Regions from separate parts of the Homo sapiens genome. Here region 2 is linked to region 1. Evidence: read pairs that join two places in POLR2A ChIA-PET (ENCODE). Cell type or tissue: endothelial cell of umbilical vein. All regions are shown on one strand.

What was found. ChIA-PET counts read pairs that join two places held together with the same protein. Peaks named below come from ENCODE experiments on the same cell type or tissue, not always from the same donor. Only the 100,000 strongest peaks of a DNase experiment are listed, where the experiment ranks them.
Region 2: POLR2A ChIA-PET joins it to region 1 with 6 read pairs; 4 of 35 experiments call an interaction of 5 or more read pairs at or near these places.

What each region holds. Positions count from the first base shown.
Region 1 is chrX:46,454,055-46,459,054 of GRCh38, reverse strand. All of the region lies in intron 3 of KRABD4 (KRAB domain containing 4), which reads right to left. It also overlaps the pseudogene VEZTP1. Among named protein-coding and RNA genes, the nearest start is that of KRABD4, 9.3 kb to the right of the region's middle. In endothelial cell of umbilical vein, no CTCF peak of the experiment used is centred here; a DNase peak (open chromatin) is centred at 2,334; H3K27ac peaks cover 924 bases.
Region 2 is chrX:46,518,515-46,523,514 of GRCh38, reverse strand. The region is part of intron 5 of ZNF674 (zinc finger protein 674); the gene reads left to right. Among named protein-coding and RNA genes, the nearest start is that of ZNF674, 24 kb to the left of the region's middle. In endothelial cell of umbilical vein, no CTCF peak of the experiment used is centred here; no DNase peak of the experiment used is centred here.

The DNA of each region.
Region 1 (5,000 bases):
AGGTGTGAGTCACCATGCCCGGCTGCTCCTACTATGCTTTTCTGAACTTTGGTTTTTTTCACTTAGACAAAAGTATCCCAGACATTCTTACATATGAGTCAATTTTTATCATAACAGTTCCAGAGTATGGATGTGGCAATTTATTTAACTATTCTATAGTCCTCCTCATCCATGTGAAGTTTGTTTACCAATCAGGGGTCATTTTTATCATAAGCAATGCCACCTGGTAGTATAGCTATCATTCTACCATTATTGGATTCTCAGGAACATGGGACACTTAGGGCTTTCTCCTTCTACTTTTTGCTAGTATGAATAGAACTGCTTTGGAAATCTTTGTGGACATATAAATATTTCACTAGGATGGAGTCCTATCAATGCAACTGCTGATTAAAATAAGAAAAAGATATTTAATAAGTACAGCCAAATTACCTCTCAACCAGCCAGTACTCTCATCCACAGTGGCTCTTATCTATCTTTTCAAAGTTTACCACTCTTACAGATAAATGACAGCAGGTATGTGAGTTTTAGTGAGGATTATAATCTTTTTGTATGTTTCTAGGCCACTAATATTTCTGTTACTATGAGTCTTCATTCTGTTGGGTTGTCTTGTCTTATTGATATATTAAAGGTCTAGGGTAAAATTCTAGAAAGGGCATTACTGTGTTAAGGGTATTTGCATTGTAAATGTTGATATATGTAAACCAACTGTTCCACCACAAAATGCTGTATACAGTTTATAACTTCTTTGGTGTTTTTTCTACATACTTGACTGTACTATTATCAACCTTTTTAATGTTTAAGAATATGAAGTATGATACATGGTATACTATTCTACATACATTTCATATTCTTTCAGCTATATATTAGGTGTGATCTTCAATGATTTGTTAGAATTTTAGTGTATAAAAGAAGGCAGCCCATTGTTATGTATACTTCAAATATTTTTCTCACTTTGATATGGATGTTTGATAATTTTTAAGATTTTCATTGTGCTTAGAAATTTCTAACGTCGGGGCCAGGTGCGGTGGCTCATGCCTGTAATCCCAGCACTTTGAGAGGCCAAGGCGGGTGGACCACTTGAGGTCAGGAGTTTGACACCAGACTGGCCAACATGGTGAAACCTCATCTCTACTAAAAATACAAAAATTAGCTGGGCGTGGTGGCAGGCACCTGTAATCCCAGCTACTTGGGAGGCTGAGCGGGAGAATCGCTTGAACCCGAGAAGTGGAGGTTGCGGTGAGCCGACTGTGCCACTGCACTCCAGCCTGGGTGACACAGCGAAACTCCATCTCAAAAAACAAACAAACAAACAAACAAACAAAAAACAAAAACCCCAAAACAGAAAAGCATAGGAGGAGCATATTTTCATTAAAAACAACCCATGCAAAATGTTGTGGTTTTGTATATATAAAAAAAAAAAAAAAAAAAAAACTCTGAAAGGCAAACAGTAGAAGGGCTGAGACTGGGTTCATTTGTTGGAATGCAACAGAAAGGGAGGAATGAAAATCAGCCCTGTTTTCATGGCTTGAAAACTGGGGAAAGTAAACATCTTTTCAAATGGCATCACACTTTTTTCTCATAAATTGCTTGCCTTATCTTTTTGACTATATGTCCACCACATTTTTCATCTTCTTTCATCCTTTTTCATTTTCTATATATGAATCCTTTGCATATCATATGCATTGCATGTATTTTCTCTCAGCCTCAAATATGTCTTTTGATTCTACGGGTTTTAACATTTTAATACAGTTTAATCTGACAATCTTTCTCGTTATGGTTTCTAGGTTTCCCATCTTCATTAAAAATGTTTCTTCTGATTTCCCATCGTGCTGAAGTGGGTGGCATGGCAGAGAAGGATGACATTGGAGTTTGACAAGGAGGTAGCTTTTGGAATTCTCCGCTTTATCAGTACTTACAGGATCCGGGACACACAGACTTTGAAATATGTTCTTTGTCACCAAAAACAGAAAAATGCGCCACGGAGGGACAACAAAAGCCTCCTACAAGAGTCCTACCAAAATACCTGGGATACAGTAATCACTCGGTGAACATAAACTCCACTTACTGGCATGCTCAGGGAATGGGTTATTAAGCAACGCATTCTGTTAAAAGTGGCTAAAACCACCAGAAGTTGGGTTTTTTCTCAGCGCAGTAAGAAAGATGACTTACTTCACAAGTTGGATATTGGATTCCGACTCAACTCATTACATACCATCCTGCAACAGGAAGTCCTGTTTCAAGAGGATGTGGAGCTCACTGAGCTACTTGATTCCAGTATCCTGTAAGCAGGACAACCTCAACAACAGGAAAGTGGACACCTTCCAACACTTTGCTCCCTGGCAACCCCTAATATTTGGGATGTCTCAATGCTATTTGCCTTCATTAGTTTGCTCGTTATGCTTCCTGCTTGGTGGATGTTATCTTCCTGGCTGGTATGGGGAGTGATTCTATTTGTTTATTTGGTCATAAGAGCTTTGAGAGTATGGAGGACAGCTAAACTACAAGTGACCTGAAAAAAATACAATGTTCACTTGGAAGATATGGCAGCAAATAGCTGAGCTTTTACTAACCTTGTAAGAAAAGCTTTACATCTCATTCAAGAAACTGAAGTGATTTCCAGAGGATTTATACTTTTGCTTGACAGGGTCAGTGCTTTATCCCATTTAATAAATGAGATAATTTATTAAATGATTAATAATAAATTATTAAATTTATAATAATTAATAAATTATACTTTATATTTATAAAATATATAATAATTTAATAATACATTATTAAATTATTATTAAATGATAAATGATTATTTATCCCATTTAATAAAGCTGGATGGCATCCCACTCAGTACCTCATCAGTCTCTGGAAAGCTGTCTACAGAACTTCCAAGCAGCAAGGCTATCTATCCTATAGATGCTGAAAAACTACCCCCTGAACTCTGAAAGTGACAATGCAACCAGCTATATCTGTGTCGTGCCTTTTAAGGAGCTGGGCCTTGGACTTAGTGAAGAGTAGATTTCAGAAGAGGAAGCACCTAACTTTACAGATGACTTTAGCCTGCCTACATTGAAGGTTTTGTTCCAACTCTGGATGGCAGCGTTCAGAATTCTACAGATGGTTAGTCTTATTACTTCCTACAGCCAATTCACCTCCTGGGCCCTTACTTACTTCAGCACTTTTGCCTCATCATATGTTATCTGATTTGACTCAAGGTCTACCTCATGCTTACTATGCCTGTTTGGAAGAGCTTAAGAGCAACTCTGAATTCTATCAGTACTTTGAAACTCAGCACCAGTCAGTACCAGTGTTTATCCAAAACTCAACAGAAGTCAAAAGAACTGAATAACGTTCACACAGCAGTGTACAACTTGCAGCTCCATGTGAAAGCATTACTGAATAAGGTAATAATTCTCGAAGATAAATTTGAAAAGCTTTTTTGTATTAAAGAAACAAGAACAGTGTCAGAGGCTTATCAAATCCTAGAACAGAAATTAAAGTTGATTCAGCCCCATGTTTAAACTAGCAACAATTGCTGGGAAGAGGCCATTTCTCAGGTGGACAAACTGCTATGAAGAAATACAGATTTAAAAAAGGCAAGCCTGAGGTAGTGTGTGAAAACCCATACTGTACAGTGGTAACTTTGATGCAGCCTACTCTACACATTGCCGACAAAGATCCACTCCCTGAGGAGGATGAATAGGACTTAGAAGCTTATGTAGATGATATAGATATTGACAGTGATTGCAGAAAGGATGATTTTTATTACTTGTCTCAGGAAGACAAAGAAAGACAGAAGCACGAGCATGAAGAATCCAAGAGGGTGCTCTAAGAATTAAAATCTGTGCTGGGATTTAAAGCTTCAGAGGCAGAAAGGCAGAAGTGGTTATAACTTCTACTTAGTGATCATGCTGTGTTGAAATCCTTGTCTCCTGTAAACCTAGTGGAACCCACAAGTAATTCAGAACCATCAATGAATTCAGATACAGGAAAATTCAGTAAAAATGATACTGAAGAGGAAAATAGTAAACACTCCACAAGTGACAATGAAGTAAGTAAGACTGAGTATTTATGTGAAGACTCTCTAGAGCAGGGGTGTCCAATCTTTTGGCTTCCCTGGGCCATACTGGAAGAAGAACTGTCTTGGGCCACACATAAAATACACTAACACTAATGACAGCTGATAAGCTAAAAAAAATAAAAATAAAAAAAAACTACAATAAAATGTCATAATGTTTTTTATTGTTGTTTGTTTTTGTTTTTTTGAGACAGAATCTCGCTCTGTCACCCAGGCTGGAGTGCAGTGGCGCGATCTCAGCTCACTGCAACCTCTGCCTCCTGGGTTCAAGCAATTCTGCCTCAGCCTCCCGAGTAGCTGGGATTACAGGCACGCACCACCACGCCCAGCTAATTTTTGTATTTTTAGTAGAGACGGGGTTTCACCATGTTGGTCAGGCTGGTCTCAAACTCCTGACCTTGTGATCCGCCTGCCTCGGCCTCCCAAAGTGCTGGGATTACAGGCATGAGCCACCGCGCCCAGCCAAAAATCTCATAATGTTTAAAGAAAGTTTACGAATTGTGTTGGGCTGCATTCAAAGCTGTCCTCGGCTGCATGTGGCCCGGGGCCATGGGTTGGACAAGCTTGATCTAGAGGGTAAAAATAAAGACAATTCTGCAAATGAAGTCTTCCTCCAAGGAGAGAAGACAGAATGTGTTACCAATGTGAGGGCGAAGATGAATCTCAAGCAGATGGAGGCGTTCTGGCCACTACCCCTCCATCTCCCAGGGAGTCCTTACAGACTTCCATTCAGCAGAGGCTGGCACAGCTACAGCTGTCACTGAATTTTACCTTCACTGATGGCTTTGCTGTAGAAGTGGCTGCTAGATCTCTCTCCTTTACCACCATGCAGGAAGATAATTTTTGTGATGAGGAGGAAGAACAAATGAGGTAGAAGAAAAGTAAGAACCAAGATTCACATGAAGTGATTTTAGGTTGTTTCTTTTGTGAA
Region 2 (5,000 bases), 64 kb before region 1:
TACTAAAAATACAAAAATTAGCCGGGCATGGTGACACGTGCCTGTAGTACCGGCTACTCGGGAGGCTGAGGCAGGAGAATCGCTTGAAACCGGGAGGCGGAGGTTGCAGTGAGCCAAGATCGTGCCACTGCACTCTAGCTTGGGCAACAGAGTGAGACTTCATCTCAAAAAAATAAAGAAATAAAATAAAATAAAGTTTTTTTCATAAGATTTCCTTATTATTTTTTAATATTTGTAGGATCTGTAATGTTGTTCTCCTGATATTGATAATGTATGTTTTTTCTTGATCAGTCTGACTTAAGATTTATCCATTGTATTGATCTTTTCACAGAACCAGCTTTTGATTGTGTTTATTTTTGTGTTTTTCATTTTCTATTTCTTTGAGATAGAAAGAAATCCTTATTGATTACTATATCTTGCATACAGAAGAGCATTTAGAACACGTGCGTACTTTTCAGAAGAAATATATAGCTAACACCTGGATAATCACCACTCAGGTTGAGAACTACGACTCTACCCCTTCCAGATGGCATCCTCCTACCTCTCTCCTGGATGTAACCTGTATCCCAAATTCGGGGGTAATTATTTTTAAGATTTTTGTTAGAGCTTCTGCTATCTATATTTGTATACACAGGCAATATATTGTTTAGTTTGAACTTTTCTTTTTTGAGCTTTGTAAAAACAGAATCATCCATATGAATTATTTTGTGACTTATTTCTTTTATTCACTACTATAGTTGTGAGATTCAGCCATGATGTTTATTTTCATTGCAGGATAGTGTTCTAGTTTGGGTATCACACAATTAAAAGTACCTACTCTTCTCTCTTTTAAGTTATTTATTTATTTTTTAGAGACAGGGTCTCACTCTGCTACCTAGGCTGGAGTGCAGTGGTGTGATCATAGCTCATTGCAGGCTTGAACTCCTGGGCTTAAGCAATCCTCCTGCCTCAGCCTCCTGAGTAGACAGTACTATAGGCATGTGCCACTGTGCTCAGCTATTCTTGTTTTTCATATAGAGATGGGGTCTCGTTATGTCACCTAGGCTGGTTTTGAACTCTTGGCCTCAAGCAGTCCTCCTGTCTTGGCCTCCTAAAGTGTGGGATTACAGGTATTAGCCACTGCACTCAGCCAGTATTTACTCTCTTGATGGTGTTTGGGTTGTTTCCGGTTTAAGGCTAGTATAGTTAATGATAATACTGCCATTATTTTACATGTTTGCTAGGAACATTTGCTGTGAGAGCTTTCCTATGTATATACCTAGGTTGTGGTGTCTGGGTTCTGGAGGTGTGAATAATTTATAGATAAGGCCAAATGTTGTTGGTTTGTAAAACATTTGTAGATGCTCCCTCCGTGCCACTTCTGCTTGTCAGACTTTTATTTGTTCCCATTCTGGTAGGTGTGTATTAGTATCTTATTGTGATTGAAACTTTCATTTCCTTGATTAGTAATGTAATTGATCCTCATTTCATATTTTATAGAGAACTTGAGTGACTTGTGTAAATCTTACACGGTGCCTGCGTAAGTCTTCAACTCATTTATTTCTTATGGTATGTGCCTTCCTCCTACTTATTCATAGCACTCTTTTCTTTTCTTTTCTATTCTATTCTATTCTTTTCTTTTTTTTTGAGACAGAGTCTTGCTCTGTCGCCCAGGGTAGAGTGCAGTGGGGAGATCTCAGCTCACTGCAGCCTCTGCCTCCTGGGTTGAAGCAATTCTCCTGCCTCAGCCTCCCGAGTAGCTGGGATTGCAGGCATGTGCCACCATACCCGGCTAATTTTTGTATTTTTAGTAGAGATGGGGTTTTGCCATGTCAGCCAGGCTGGTCTTGAACTCCTGGCCTCAGGTGATCCACCTCCCCCCCCTCCCCCGCCTTGGCCTCCCAAAGTACTGGGATGACAGGTGTGAACCACTGCGCCCGGCCCATAGTACTATTTTCTTTCTTTTTTTCGAGACAGTGTCTCACTTTGTTGCCCAGGAAATCATGGCTCACTGCAGCCTCAACCTCCTTGGGCTCAGGTGATCCTACTTCCTCATCAGCATCCTGAGTAGCTGGTACTACAGGCATGCACCACCACACCTAGCTAATATTTGTATTTTTTTGTAGAGATGGGGTTTTGCCGTGTTGCCTAGACTGGTCTCAAACTCCTGGGCTCAAGCGATCCACCTGCCTCAGTCTCCCAAAGTGTTAGGATTACAGGCATGAGACACCATGCCTAGTGGCACTATTTTCGGTAGAGTACATATTAATCAATGCTTTATTGCAAGCATACTGTCCCTTTGTTAGATTGTCTTTTTTTTTTTTTTTTTTTGAGATAGAGTCTTGCTTTGTCACCCAGGCTGGAGTGCAGTGGTGTGATCTTGGCTCACTGCAACCTCCACCTCCTGAGCAACCTCCACCTCCCGGGCTCAAGCGATTCTTCCGCCTCAGTCTCCCAAGTAGCTGGGATTAGAGGCATGCACCACCATGCCCAGCTAATTTTTTGTATTTTAGTAGAGATGGGATTTCACCATGTTTCCCAGGCTGGTCTCAAACTCCTGAGCTCAGGCAATACACCCACCTCGGCCTCCCAAAGTGCTGGGATTAGAGTCGTGAGCCACTGCGCCCAGTCTAGATTGTCTTTTCACTGTCTTTCTTGTGTCTCTTGTTGAACACAGATTCTTTATATTTAAATTGCGTTTCTTGTAGACATGATATAGTTGAATCTTGTGTGTTTAATCTCAACTGACAATCTGCCTTTTAATTGGTGTGTTTTTGTAATTATTGATATTGTTGGATGTAGGTCTACCATTTTATTATTTCTTTCTTCTTTGTCCCCCTTTTGCTGATTGTTGTTATTCTATTTTCCCATTCCTCTCTTCTTTGGAACATTTGAATATTTTCTTAAACTTTTTGTTTTGAGATCATTATACATTCTCATGCACTTGTAAGAAGTAATACAAAGAGATCGTAATGTACCCTTTATCCAATTCCCCCCATTGGTAGGTAACATCTTGCAGAACTGTAGTACAGTATCCCAACCAGGATATTGACATCTATACAGATCAAATATGGAACATTTCTGTCACTGCAAGGATCCCTCATGTCACTCTTTTTATTATTTATTTATTTATTTTTGAGATGGATTCTCGCTCTGTGGCCCAGGCTGGAGTGCAATGGTGCGATCTGGTCTCACTGCAACCTCTGCCTCCTGGGTTCAAGCAATTCTCCTGTCTCAGCCTCCCGAGTAGCTGGGATTACAGGCACCCGCCACCACCTGGCTAAGTTTTGTATTTTAGTAGAGATGGGGTTTCACCATGTTGGCCAGGCTGGTCTCGAACTCCTGACCTCAAGTGATCTGCCCAACTTGGCCTCCCAAAGTGCTGGGATTACAGGCGCGAGCCACCACACCTGACCGTCACTCTTTTATAGTCATACCGATTTTCTCCCAGCCCATCTCCTCTTATAGCCTGGTAACTACTAATATGTTCTCTGTTTCTATAATTTTGTCATTTGAAAAATGTTATATAATGGAATCATACTGTATGTAACCTTAAGGGATTAGTTCTTTTTCACTCAGCATAATCCTCCAGAGATTCGTTCAGGTTGTTGTATGTATCAAGCTTGATTCTTTTTATTGCTGAGTAGCATTCCATGGTATGCATGTTTGTTTAACCGTTCACCTGTTGAAGGACATCTAGGTTGTATCCAGTGTTGGGCTATTACGAATAAATTTGCTACAAACATTTCTCTGTAGGTTTTTGTAATAAGTTTTTATTTCCCTGGGATGAATTTCCAGTAGTGCAATTATAATTTAAATATTATATTTTAAACATACCTCTTTACTGTTTGTCACTGTCTCCTTGTTTTTAAATTAAATTTTTATGTATGTATGTATTTATTTTTATTTATTTATTTTTTTTTTTTTTGAGAGCGAGTCTCGCTCTGTCGCCCAGGCTGGAGTGCAGTGGCACAATCTTGGCTCACTGCAAGCTCCACCATCCTGGTTCAAGCGATTCTCCTGCCCCAGCCTCCCAAGTAGCTGGGACTACACATGCACACTGCCATACCCAGCTAATTTTTGTATTTTTAGTAGAGACGGGGTTTCACCATGTTGGCCAGGCTGGTCTCGAACTCCTGACCTCAAGTGATCCACCCGCCTCAGCCTCCCAAAGTGCTGGGATTCCAGGCATGAGCCACCACACCTGGCCTATCTATCTATCTATCTATCTATCTATCTATCTATCTATCTATCTATCTATCATCTATCTTTATCTATCTATCTATCTATCTATCTATCTATCTATCTATCTATCTATCTATCTAATCTATCTGAGATGGTGTCTCGCTCTGTTGCCCAGGCTGGAGTGCAGTGGTGCAATCTTGGCTCACTGCAACCTCTGCCTCCTAGGTTCAAGCGTTTCTCCTTTCTCAGCCTCCCGAGTAGCTGGGACTACAGGCACACACCACCACGCCCAGCTAAGTTTTGTATTTTTAGTATACACGAGGTTTCACCATATTGGTCAGGCTGATCTTGAATTCTGACCTCAGGTGATCCACCCACCTCAGCCTCCCAAAGTGCTGGGATTACAGGCGTGAACCACTGTGTCCTGCCCTATTTATTTATTTATTTATTTATTTATTTAGAGACGGAGTCTCGCTCTGTCACCCAGGCTGGAGTGCAGTGGCGTGATGCGATCTCAGCTCACTGCAAACTCCGCCTTCCGGGTTCACACCATTCTCCAGCCTCAGCCTCCCGAGTAGCTGGGACTACAGCCACCCACCACAATGCCCAGCTAATTTTTTTTTTTTTTTTTGTATTTTTAGTAGAGACGGGGTTTCACCATGTTAGCCAGGATGGTCTCCATCTCCTGACCTCGTGATCCGCCCGCCTCAGCCTCTCAAAGTGCTGGGATTACAAGCATGAGCCACCGTGCCTGGCCTATTTATTTATTTTTTAAGATGGGGTCTCACTATGTTGCCCAGGCTGATCTTGAGCTCCTGGGCACAAGCAATCCTCTT